Linked DNA regions of Homo sapiens: region 1 is linked to region 2. Evidence: chromatin contacts called from ENCODE Hi-C or POLR2A ChIA-PET data. All regions are on one chromosome and are shown on one strand. The core of a region is the stretch at or near the end of the contact, and the rest is flanking DNA. Distances in the headings are between cores, read along the strand shown.

The links. A loop is a pair of places that touch in the nucleus more often than their neighbours do. ChIA-PET counts read pairs that join two places held with the same protein, here RNA polymerase II (POLR2A). Pooled maps may share reads with other maps.
Region 1: a loop to region 2 is called in a pooled map, with 2.3 times the contacts of the local background. The contact joins two enhancer-like sites. A Hi-C loop is called at or near these places in 8 of 37 single-sample maps with no recorded cell type and 4 of 50 pooled maps. POLR2A ChIA-PET finds 5 or more read pairs at or near these places in 2 of 52 experiments (MCF 10A and activated T-cell).

The regions. Positions count from the first base shown.
Region 1 is chr1:185,518,602-185,524,060 of GRCh38, reverse strand. All of the region lies in intron 1 of LOC107985239 (a long non-coding RNA gene), which reads right to left. Among named protein-coding and RNA genes, the nearest start is that of LINC01350, 110 kb to the left of the region's middle. Within about 2 kb of position 3,525, at least 3 of the 41 ENCODE cell types and tissues checked have a DNase peak (open chromatin) inside an H3K27ac peak, as active enhancers do.
Region 2 is chr1:185,334,854-185,340,591 of GRCh38, reverse strand. The region is part of intron 1 of CBSLR (CBS mRNA stabilizing lncRNA); the gene reads right to left. It also overlaps the pseudogene GS1-279B7.1. Among named protein-coding and RNA genes, the nearest start is that of CBSLR, 20 kb to the right of the region's middle. Within about 2 kb of position 1,696, at least 12 of the 41 ENCODE cell types and tissues checked have a DNase peak (open chromatin) inside an H3K27ac peak, as active enhancers do.

The DNA.
Region 1 (5,459 bases), core at 2,276-4,775, 180 kb before region 2:
CCAGGCTTAAATTTGCTGCAGAGGGGGGTCCTCAGGGAGAAGCTCTGCCAGAGCAGTACAGAAGGTAAATGTGGGTTTGGAGCCCCCACACACAGTCCCCACTGGGGCACTGCCTGGTGGAGCTGTGCAAAGAGGGCCACTGTCCTCCAGACCCCAGAATGGTGGATCCACCAACAGCTTACACCTTATGTCTGGAAAAGCTGCACACATTCAATGCCAGCCCATGAAAGTAGCCAGGAGAGAGGCTGTACCCTGCAAAGTCACAGAGGTGGAGCTGCCCAGGACTATGGGAACCTACCTCTTGCATCAACCCAGATGTGAGATATGGAGTCAAAGGAGATCATTTGGAGCTTTAAGATTTGACTGCCCTGTTGGATTTCAGACTTGCATGGCACCTGCAGTCCCTTCATTTTGGCCAATTTCTCCAATTTTAATGGATGTATTTACCCATTGCCTGTACCCCCGTTTTATCTAGGAAGTAACTAACTTGCTTTTTATTTTACAGGCTAATAGGTGGAAAAGACTTGCCTTGTCTCAGAGAAGACTTTGGACTGTGGACTTCTGAGTTAATGCTGAAATGAGTTAAGACTTTGGGGGGCTGTTGGGAAGGCATAATTGGTTTTGGAATGTGAGGACATGAGATTTGGGAGGGGCCAGGGGCAGAATGATATGGTTTGGCTGTGTTCCCACCCAAATCTCATCTTCAATTGCAGCTCCCATAATTCCCAAGTGTTGTGGCAGGGACCCAGTGGGAGGTAATTAAATCATGGGAGCAGGTATTTCCCATGCTCTTCTTGTGGTAGTGGATAAGTCTCACAAGATCTGATGGTTTTATAAATGGGTATTCCCCTGCACATATTCTCTTGCCTGCTGCCATGTAAGATGTGACTTTGCTCTTCATTTGCCTTCAGTCATGATTGTGAGGCCTCCCCAGCCATATGGAACTGTGAATCAATTAAACCTGTTTCCTATATAAATTACCCACTCTCAGGTATGTTTTTATTAGCAGCGTGAGAACCAACTAATACAGACAGTATATTGGCAAATGAGAAAAATAAACAGAAAGCATATTAAAGTCAATTATTTCCTTAGTGGTTATATTAATATCAGACAAAGTAGACTTCTAGACAAGGAATATTAACAGAGATAAAGAGGGACATCCCATGATGATAAAGGGGTCAATTTATTAAGAATATATGGCAATCTTAAATATATTTGCACCTAATAACAGATCTTTAAACTGCATGAAGCAAAAATTCACAGAACTAAAGAGAAAAAGAGACAAATCCATAGAGTTTGAGATTTTTAACCATCCTTCTTTCAGTCATTAATACAATAAATAGAGAAAATCAATAAGAATATTGAAGATTTGCTTAATGCTATCAACCAACTTTATCTATTTGATATTTATATAACAGAACAACCAACACCCTGCATAAAATACTTTTTTCAAAGGCATATGGAACAATTATCTAGCAGGATCATGTGATGAGATATAAATCAAATCTCAAGAATTGGAAGAACTTAATCATACAGAATATTACCACGACTATAACAGAATTAAGATAGAAATCAGTTACCAAAAGATACATGGAAAACCTCAGAATCTGGAAATTAAAAAACCTACTTCTAAATAATCTATTAGTCAAACAAGCAATCTATATAATTCAAGCAAATTGCTTCACTTGAATTATATATATAATTCAAAGCAAAATGAATATATTCAAAAGAATATAATTCAAGCAAAATGCGAATGAAATCAAATTTTGTAGAATGCAGTCAAAATTGCACTTAGAGGGCAATTTCTAGCTTTAAATGCTTATATTAGAAAATAAGAAAGATTTATAAATAACAATCTAAGCCTCTAAATAAAGAAGCTGGGAAAAGAAAAGCTAATTAATTTAAATTAATTAGAAAAAAGAAAACATTAACGAATGGAAAACAATAAAATGAGAAACAGGAAATGGACAAAATAAAAGAGCTAAAAAAATAGATTTTGAAAAAAAATTTTAAGGTGATAAACCCTGTGAAGACTGATCAAGTAAAGAAAGAGAGAAAAAACCCTCACAAATTACCAATATCACGAATAGAATAGGGACATTATGACAGACCCTATAGACCTCAAAAGACTAATAAGGGAATATCATGAAAAACTTTATGCTGATTAAGTTGCCAATTTCAATAAAATAGAGAAAATCCACTAATAATATAAATTGTGAAAAATTATGCAAGAAGTAATAGAACATATGAATAGCCCTATAACTGTTAAGGATGTTTAACTTATTTAAATTTTTCCACAAAGAAACATCAAGGCTAAGATGGTCCCATTCATGACTTCTATCAAACATTTAAAGAAGAATAAATATCAATTTTATACAAACTCTTTGAGAAAATAAAGTAGGAGGAACTTTCCCAATGCATTTTATGGGAACAAGATAAACCTGGTGTTAAAACCGGACAAGGACATTACAAGAAAAGTATATAAAAATAACTCCCTTGAATAAAAATACAAAACTCTTTAACATAATACTAGTAAATCAAATCTAGCATATAGAGAGTATAGTGCATCATGACAAGTAGGCTCTTTCCTCTGAAGGCAAGATTAGTTTAACAATCAAAACTCAATCAATGTGTGTAGGCCAGGTGTGGTGGTTCACACCTGTAATCGCGGTACTTTGGGAGGCAGTGAGGGCAGATCGCTTAAACCCAGGAGTTTGAGACCAGTCTGGGAAACATGGAGAAACCCTGTCTCTACAAAAAATACAAAAATTATCCAGGTGTAGTGGCATGTGCCTGTAATCAAGCTACTTGGGAGGCTGAGGTAGGGGGTTCACCTGAGCCTGGGAAGGTCAAGGGTGCAGTGAGCCATGATTGCACCACTGCACTCCAGCCCAGGTGACAGAGTAAGAGCCAATCTCAAAAAAATAAAAATAAAAAATTTAAAAAATCCAGTTAATGTGTCAATTAAAATTAAGGCTTTTCAGATAAAAATAATTTAATTCAGGTTCCTCCAAAGCCAAATGTGAGGATAAACTTGAGAAAACACACCATCAAAGTTAAGAGTGTTTTGAAGTCTGTTGGAAAACTTTTATAGGAGAGATTAGGAGAAGGGAGGGGGACTCCTCATACTGGATTTTCTTTTCATTGGAGGGTGCAATATAGAGGTTTACAATCACTGGATACAGATTGCAATGTACAGGCTAAAATGTCTGCATGCAAAACAATTAGTAAAACTTTATAATTCAAAAATGAGTCAGCATCCTTTTCAGTGTCAGTAGGCTATGCATTAATCAGTACATCAACAATTTGAGGAACTCAAGACAAGACTCTTTACTCAAGAAGAAGGTGTCATCATGAATCACAAGACTTTCCCAAGGCAGATTAATTTGAAAGCCTGTTTTCTTTTAAACTGTCAAAGTGACGTCTGGTTTTTATTTCCCGTTTTTGATCCAAAATCTTCCCATAGAAGCATTGATGATCAATCTCTGCTTAGGTTACAGTGATAGACTTGCTTCATTCCTTGGTGCTAGGAAAGCTCATTCTCAGAAAGTCATATCCTTCAGTGGGGGCAAAGAACCTTGTTACTGCAGGTAAGGCAGATTGCTAGGAATGTAGGTCATGGACACAAGACTACATGCTATTCTCCTGAATAATGAATCATTGCCAGTTGCTGGGTGACCATGATTTTGGCTTTAGACATTGATCTAAAGCAAGCAGAAATGAAAATAATGAGTAACTTAATAGTCAGGAAAATGACAACTATGTTTATATTTATGGTTATGGTTATAATAATAACAACTTGAAGACCAGTACAAAATAAAGGAGTTAGTCCTGAGTGTAACCAACTAAATAAGATATCAATTTATAGCTGCTCTCACTTGTTGAATCATCTCTAATCTTTAGAATTGCATGATTTTTGTTTTCTTGGAAGAAGTAAAACAATGAGACATACATAGTATTAATAATTTACATAGTGCAAAAAATTCACATAAGGATTAGAATTAAAAGGAGAATTTGTATGCCAGAATGGAAAAAAGAGAGCCTATACCATTAGGGAGCCAACTAAAATCATCAAGAAGAAAATCAACTTCAAGTTCTTCTTTAGAGACATGTTATAACCAGGAGATAATCCAGTATTCAGTCCAAAAAAAGGGCAAATTTTTAAAACTCAAAAACAACAGTCAGGGCTAGAGTCTAATAACAGGTATACTATAGTTATCTTCTGAAACATGATAGTTCTCTCTCCAGTCCCTTTTTCTACCAAAGAAAAATCACAGTGAGACCAATTTGTTCGCCATATAAGTTTTAGTCAGATTGTATTTGCCTTGGTTATTCGTGTAAAGTACAGCAAGAATAGTGATTGGCCATAGAGACTCCTTTTAAATTAGCTTTGCTGTAACTTTTTTTATAACAGATTTTGGGTTGGACTTTTAAAAGCCTCTTGAGCCTAAGTAGCCAACCCAAGGATTCACTATCAGACGGTGCTTGTAATACCAGCACAGATTAGGTGACTTCCCCTCTTCTTGAGGTCCCCAGAATATCTTGAGGTTCCCAAACCTGTCCAAAAGTAACATTCTTTACTTACCACAAGGTCAGAAACCTTGTAAGGAAATTGTGTAGACAAAGTATTAGGCCCATATTTTTCCAAGTCTATTAGCTTCAATCTCAATTCCTTAAAGCAATTTTGTCCTATTTGAAAATATGACGTTCTAGTTAAAGCTTTGGAAAAATAACCAGTGTTTCCACTGTATCCTGTTACCAAAAAAATAAAGATTCTTATTGAACTTATACAAATAACTACATTGTCATAAAACAAGAATGCTTAGGAATAATTTCCAGATTCTGGATAATTCAAGTAGAGAGAGAAAGGTAAATGTTTCAGTTTTGCTTATAGAAGTATATTTTACCCAATTACTGTAAAATATAAATAGCTCAAAAGAAAAAAACTGTTTTTTTGATGCTGGAAAACAAAATATAAAAGGAATCAGCCCTGTTTCAAACAAAAAGTCATAAAAAATCACTTTAGTCCTCCATCAGTTTAGTTCTATATAATTTTTGTTCTGCTTGGTTTTGGGTTAGCAATTTTCATGAATACATCAGTTTTTCATTAGAGTTCTGAAAGTTCTAGTCCATTGATCTTAAAGTTATCAGAAGTCTGTGTTCAAGAGCACTTGTCAGAGTTTTTCAATAAAAAGCATTTTTGTACCTTGGTTGATTACAAATATTTTTAGAGAAGAATTGAAAATATTAACTGTAGGTGACAAAAAGTTAGAATAGCCATGGTTAAAATCTGATGGAAGTTTCTAATTGATAAACGAATGTAGTTATTTCTATTACATGCGGCATTTTAAGAAAACAACCAGAATCATGACTAACAGCATCACACGAGGACCTTTAGACTTTTGTAAATTTCACATGCTCTTTAGAATATTTAGAATATTCACATTAATAACATATTC
Region 2 (5,738 bases), core at 447-2,946:
TTCAAAATCCTTAGGAGTAATTTTAAGACAATTTTTAAAATAAAGGCTATGAAAGAACTGCTGGCTCTTTTGTTCCATTACTTAGTAAATTTAAAAAACTAGAAAATTGTTTTATGAATTACCAAGTGCTATCGTTTGAATGTTTGACCCTCGAAACCTCATACTGAAATTGATCCCCCCCGTCAGAGTGGGGCCTAATGGGAGGTATTTGGATCATGGAGATGTATCCCTCACAAATGGCTTGGTGTCATCCTCACAGTAGTGAGTTATTCTATCAGTTACTACAAGAATTCCAGCAAGAGTTCCCCTGAGAGCTAATTGTTAGAAAAGGACCCGACACCTTCTCCCTCTTTCTTGCTTCCTCCTCACCATGTTATCTCTACATGGTGGCTCCCCTTCACCTTGCACCATGAGTGGAAGTTTCTTGAGGCCCTAATCAGAAGCAAATGTTGCCGCCATGCTTCTTGTATTGTCTGCAGCACCGTGAGCCACATAAACCTCTTTATACGTTACCCTGCCTTAGGTATTGCTTTACAGCAACACAAAGATACCAAGTCTGTGTTTTATAAATTACCACATCAAAATAATATGCAGATCTAAGTAAATGAAATTGCCTCCAAGGTTATCTAAAGCCCTACAAGAGTGTTAAAGAAAAAAAAATTCATGACACTTATTAAAGATGGTAAGGAAGACTATTCAAGCGGGGCAGGATGGCGGGCGCTATTACAATGAGGTTTTTGTTATCAGGGGAACGAGATCAGGTTCAACTCCAAGTACAACAAGAAAAAGGGGGAATTTATAGACAGGGAGCACAGTGCAGGAGTAGGTGGATGGAAAATTGCCAAGAGAAAGCATCAAGGGTAAGGGGATTCTCTAGTTAAACAAACATAATGGGATTCTTGCTGAAGGCAGGTCAGGGTGATCTGATGTTACGTAGTGGATGGTGGAGGATGAGAATGTTGATCAGATTTTGAGGATGATCAGATATTAAGGTGGGAGATTCTGGCTAAACTGATTCAGCAGGATTCTTGCTAAAATTGGACACTTGGGGGACTTGCCCAAGGTCACAGAAGCCTGACTAAGTTTTCGTCAAGGGGAGACTCAGTAGCACAGATACAGCCCTAAAAAGGCACTATTACAGATATGGCTGTAAAAAGGCACTGTTTCTCTCATTAAGTTGGAAACCACAAGCAGGAAATGGTCTACAAACGCTGAGGTTTCCTTTCAGATCCTCCTTTCAATCCACGAGCTCAGCTGACCATGTCTTATGCAACTAAGAAAGTTTTTGTGGCAGGAACAAAAGTTAATTTAGGGATTAGGAGTATCCCAGTCTGGCTCCTGAGTCTTCTGCTACCTGAGTTATCTGTAACAAGGTCTTCAGGAAGACAAACTTATAAAGGTAAGCCACTTGGTACATTGTAAATATTCAACAAACATGAAGGCCTAATCTAAGAGCTGCAATCAGATCTGCGTGGGCACATCCCAGACTCAACTGGAGTAAGTGGAGGGGTCTAAAGAAGTGGTCTTCAAACTGGGGTACTCATAACTCTGGGGATATAAAGACCTTCCAAGGGTTCACAGGCATGGATAGCTTAAACAGAAGCAATGTTCAAATCCCCAGCTCCCACGTGTCCTCTCATAACACTGCTCTACAGAAGAGAAGTCTGCAGCGGCCTGTGGTTCCCTTTCCCACATCCTCTCTCGCAACCAAAGGCCCTGCAACCATTTTGTAAAAGAAAGGGAAGGCAAAGCCCCACTGGGACCTAAGCTTCCTGTGTGCTTGCTCCAGGGGTAAACACCTCTGGGCCACCAAGCAGAGGGACCAGGGAATGGAGATTTCGGGAGAGGTAGGGCAAGGTGAAGAAAGCCAAAGCAAGGCTCCATGCCTTTACCCTGATTTTCTCTCCCACCCTCCCCAACATTGTGTCTCTTACATTCAGAAGTGAGGTTGCACAGACATGCATGTAATCACATTTATTTTCAGTAAAAATAAATAAATAAAGTCAACTTTTTCCTGACAGAAACAGCCAGTGTAATTTGATGCAGATAATTTGCTCTATGAACAATTTCTGACCTGAGACAAATCTGAAACTCTGTGATTTTAAGGAAAAGGTATTTAAAGCACGAAGATAATACTGTTAAATAAAAATCACAAGAGGCCATTGTTTTGGACTAAGTTTCTGCACCAGGCCTCAACAGACCAGATAAAAAATCAGAATGGGATCACTCATACTAAAGTTCACTTCTACCAAACTCAAACTAAGTATTTATTTGACCTTCTGAGAAATCAGGAGAAAGAGGTAACAGCTGATTTTCCAAACAAGCCAGTTTAAATCTTCAATCAGTACGAAAAACTTCTACTTAAATCCTTACACATATAAACAGTTAAAAGTTTTAAAAAGTGGTAAGTTAAAATATAATTAGATACTATCCTTTTTTACGCAAGTAGATACAGAGGTAGTAAAACTAAAAATTTTTAATTAACAAAAAACCTAGAAATTGTCAACTTACCCAAAGATAGTACCCAAAACCGAACAATATAATTAACAATTTTTAAAGCCAAAAATGAGTGTCTTAGTTCCAAAGTAAAAACTGATTTCTGACTGCCCAGGAAAAACAAAATGACTGACATCAGGTAAGAGAACAGAAAAGCAAGAGAGAGGAAGATTCTCTAAAATGAAAAGGTTTTCTGGATTCTTGGCCAGCTACTTTTAAAAGGAAATGTTTTTCAAAATACTTAGGAGTAGTTTCAAGACAATTTATCTTTTTTTCTTTTTTTAAATAAAGGCTATGTAAGAACTGTTGGATCTTTTGTTTCATTACTTAGTAAATTTGAAAAAACACACACACACACAAAAGAAGTAGCCTGATGTTAACTAATCAGTTCTCTGTCTCTTTTTTTCTTTTTTCTTTTTTCTTTTTTTTTTAACAGGGGTTCTTGCTCTGTCACGCAGGCTGGAGTGCAGTGGCATGATCGTAGCTTGCTGTAGCCTAGAACTCTTGGCTTCAAGTGATCCTCCCACCTCAACCTCCTGGGTAGCTGGGATTATAGATGGGAGCCACATTTTTTTCTATTATTCTGCTTCCCTGTCCTGCCTTACAGAAAAGTAGCTGTGGAATGACTAATATCCTCTTTGCTCTCTTCGTTTCTGCTTTCTTCAGCCGTCCTCTGCCTACAAAGCTAACTCCTTCTGCTCAGCTCATCAGAACACTTATTATATTTTATGGAATGAAGTGTTGCCCAATTCTAGAACTACAATACAGCCAACTGAGCTATTTAAACTGTTTGTTGTAATTTTGTCTGTTGACAACATAAAATAGATCCTTTACACAATATGTTCATGTTGACTTGAAAATCTGCAAAGAGATACTAAGTTTTACAAGTCTTTTAAAGCTTTTGAGAGCAAAAACTTTGAAGACTATTGGTCTAAGGAACTTAACTGAAAGGTCTACACCAGCTTATACACACGATTTAATGACAAGCACAGGTCTTCTTAAGGAAAAGGTGATTTTGAATGGAGTTAGATTGTTCCCAGCCCAATCTTCAGGAAGCTGTGTCCCTGTCAGGGGAAAAATGGCTTACAAATAGTGCTGGTAAAAAACATGGAGCCACATCACCCAGATATCTGTGGGAAACATCTCAAACCAGCACAGTTTTCAGACAGACAAATGAGGGGTGAAGGACTAGCATCATTATAGTGCCTATGCCAAGAGCCACAGGGCACCAGAAATACCACAAGGTAGCCAGAGAGACCACAGAAATTCAAATCGCTGTCTGACAAACCTTGGGAACCTTCTGCATTAGTTGGGAGAAGTTGTGGGGAGCAGGATGCATGTGGTTCTAGCTCCCTCTATTTCATCCAATCTGTAGGATTAGCATCTCATTGCTGTTCTTGATAGCTCATTGGGCATGGCCTGGGGAAATGCAGGTAACACTTTAGATAAAATGTCTAGAAGTCATTGAATAGTCAATCCCTTTCTTCATTGTCTCCACCTCCAGCCTCCCTCTCTTCCCAATCAAATATGAGGAAACTGAGGCCCAACAAAGTTGAACTGTCAAAAGTTCTGAGGCAGTGCCTGGTCAAAATGAGAAAGGAACACAGACATTTCCATTTCTGTTTCTACTCAGCTCTCCTAATTTCAAGTCCAGAATTTTAGCCACAAACCAGACACTACTGCAAATAAACTCCCAGAAGGACATTACTTTGTATTTTTCTCAAGTTGATTTTTATGTCATTTGGCTAAGACACAGAATTGGATGTGGACAACAAGCTGCGTGTGAAGTTGTAACTCTTCCTGAATCACCAGGTGCACCACTCCACTTGGGCAGCAGCTCACCCATCAATAGGACAAGCCCTACTAGGAGATGGTGGCAGGGATTTGTCTGGATGCTGTGTGATCAACAACGACACAACAAGTACTGGTTTTCTTCCTTCATTCCCAGTCTAGTATACCTCCTCTTGATAGTGTCACCTGTTGTAGGGACTCTGGGAGATCCCTATGGGTAACAGAGGCCCCATTTGTAAAAGGAAAGAAAATTATTTATATTGAGAACTTCATCAAGAATTTTCAGTACTGCTTGGCAAAGTACAGATTAATTAACATGAATTTGTTAATTCATGTTATTAACATGAATAAGAAAGACCAACTATACAATCTCCAGCAGAAATTCTCATACAGACACTATACAAAATTTGAAGACGTACACTTCATGTGCTAAAAGATATTTGTAGACTTCTTTGTCAAGGACTCCTTTCTATGGGGTCCCGGGTTGTACCACATTTCTGCAAAGTTCACACTTCTAATCTAAATCAACGTTACTTGGCTCCCTTGTACACCAGTTTCTTCTAGACCTATAGGGTTACATACATTCTGCACAATTTGACAAAATCTTGTGAATCATTCTATTTCTCAAATTTTTGTTTCTGATCCAATCCAGCTCACAGCACCCTTTACAACTTAACATACTTCCAAGTATAACTTAGAAAGGGGATGGAAACTACAAGGATGGGGAGCTTCACACATTTCCCCCAGATAAGGCAGATATTGCTCATCAATTGCCACATTTGTTTCATGGATTCAGTTGAGGTTCAGTCTCAACTCTTCTCGTCCTAATACTCCAGGCAACACTGACAACTAATTAGAATTGACATCTAAATATCTCAATTAAAATCTATTTGCTTGGGTAAGCATATGCACAGAAGAAAAGAAAGAAAAAATCTATTTTCAACCCCAGGATTAGATTTAATCACTAAAAAATCTAGTTCTTGAGAGTTTTTTGTATTTGGGGTTTTTTTTTTTTTTTTTTTTTTGAAGATGAGGGCTCACTATTTTACCTTGAACTCCTGGGCTCAAGCAATCCTCCTGCCTCAGCATCCCAAATAATTGGGATTACAGGCATGTGCCACTGCACTGGCCTTAGAGTTTGTTGAGGATCCCAAATCTTATTCCTGGCACTTAAATGTTACATTCCCAATGGCAACATTCTTTAGATGACTCCAAAGTTCCACCTCTCTTTGAATACACGTTAGAATTCTAACCTCCTGAGTTTTGACATGTACCAAGAAATATCTTCAGGTGTGGAGATAAGGGACGGTTTATCTATTCCCTCTTTTCCTTTCATTCTTTGGAGTGAGTAGACCTGCTATTTCCCAAAATTTCTACTAAGTTGGCCCTTAGGATTTTAGTTTGATTTGAGTTTAAGGTGGACATCATATCTGTTCATATTTTATCTGACT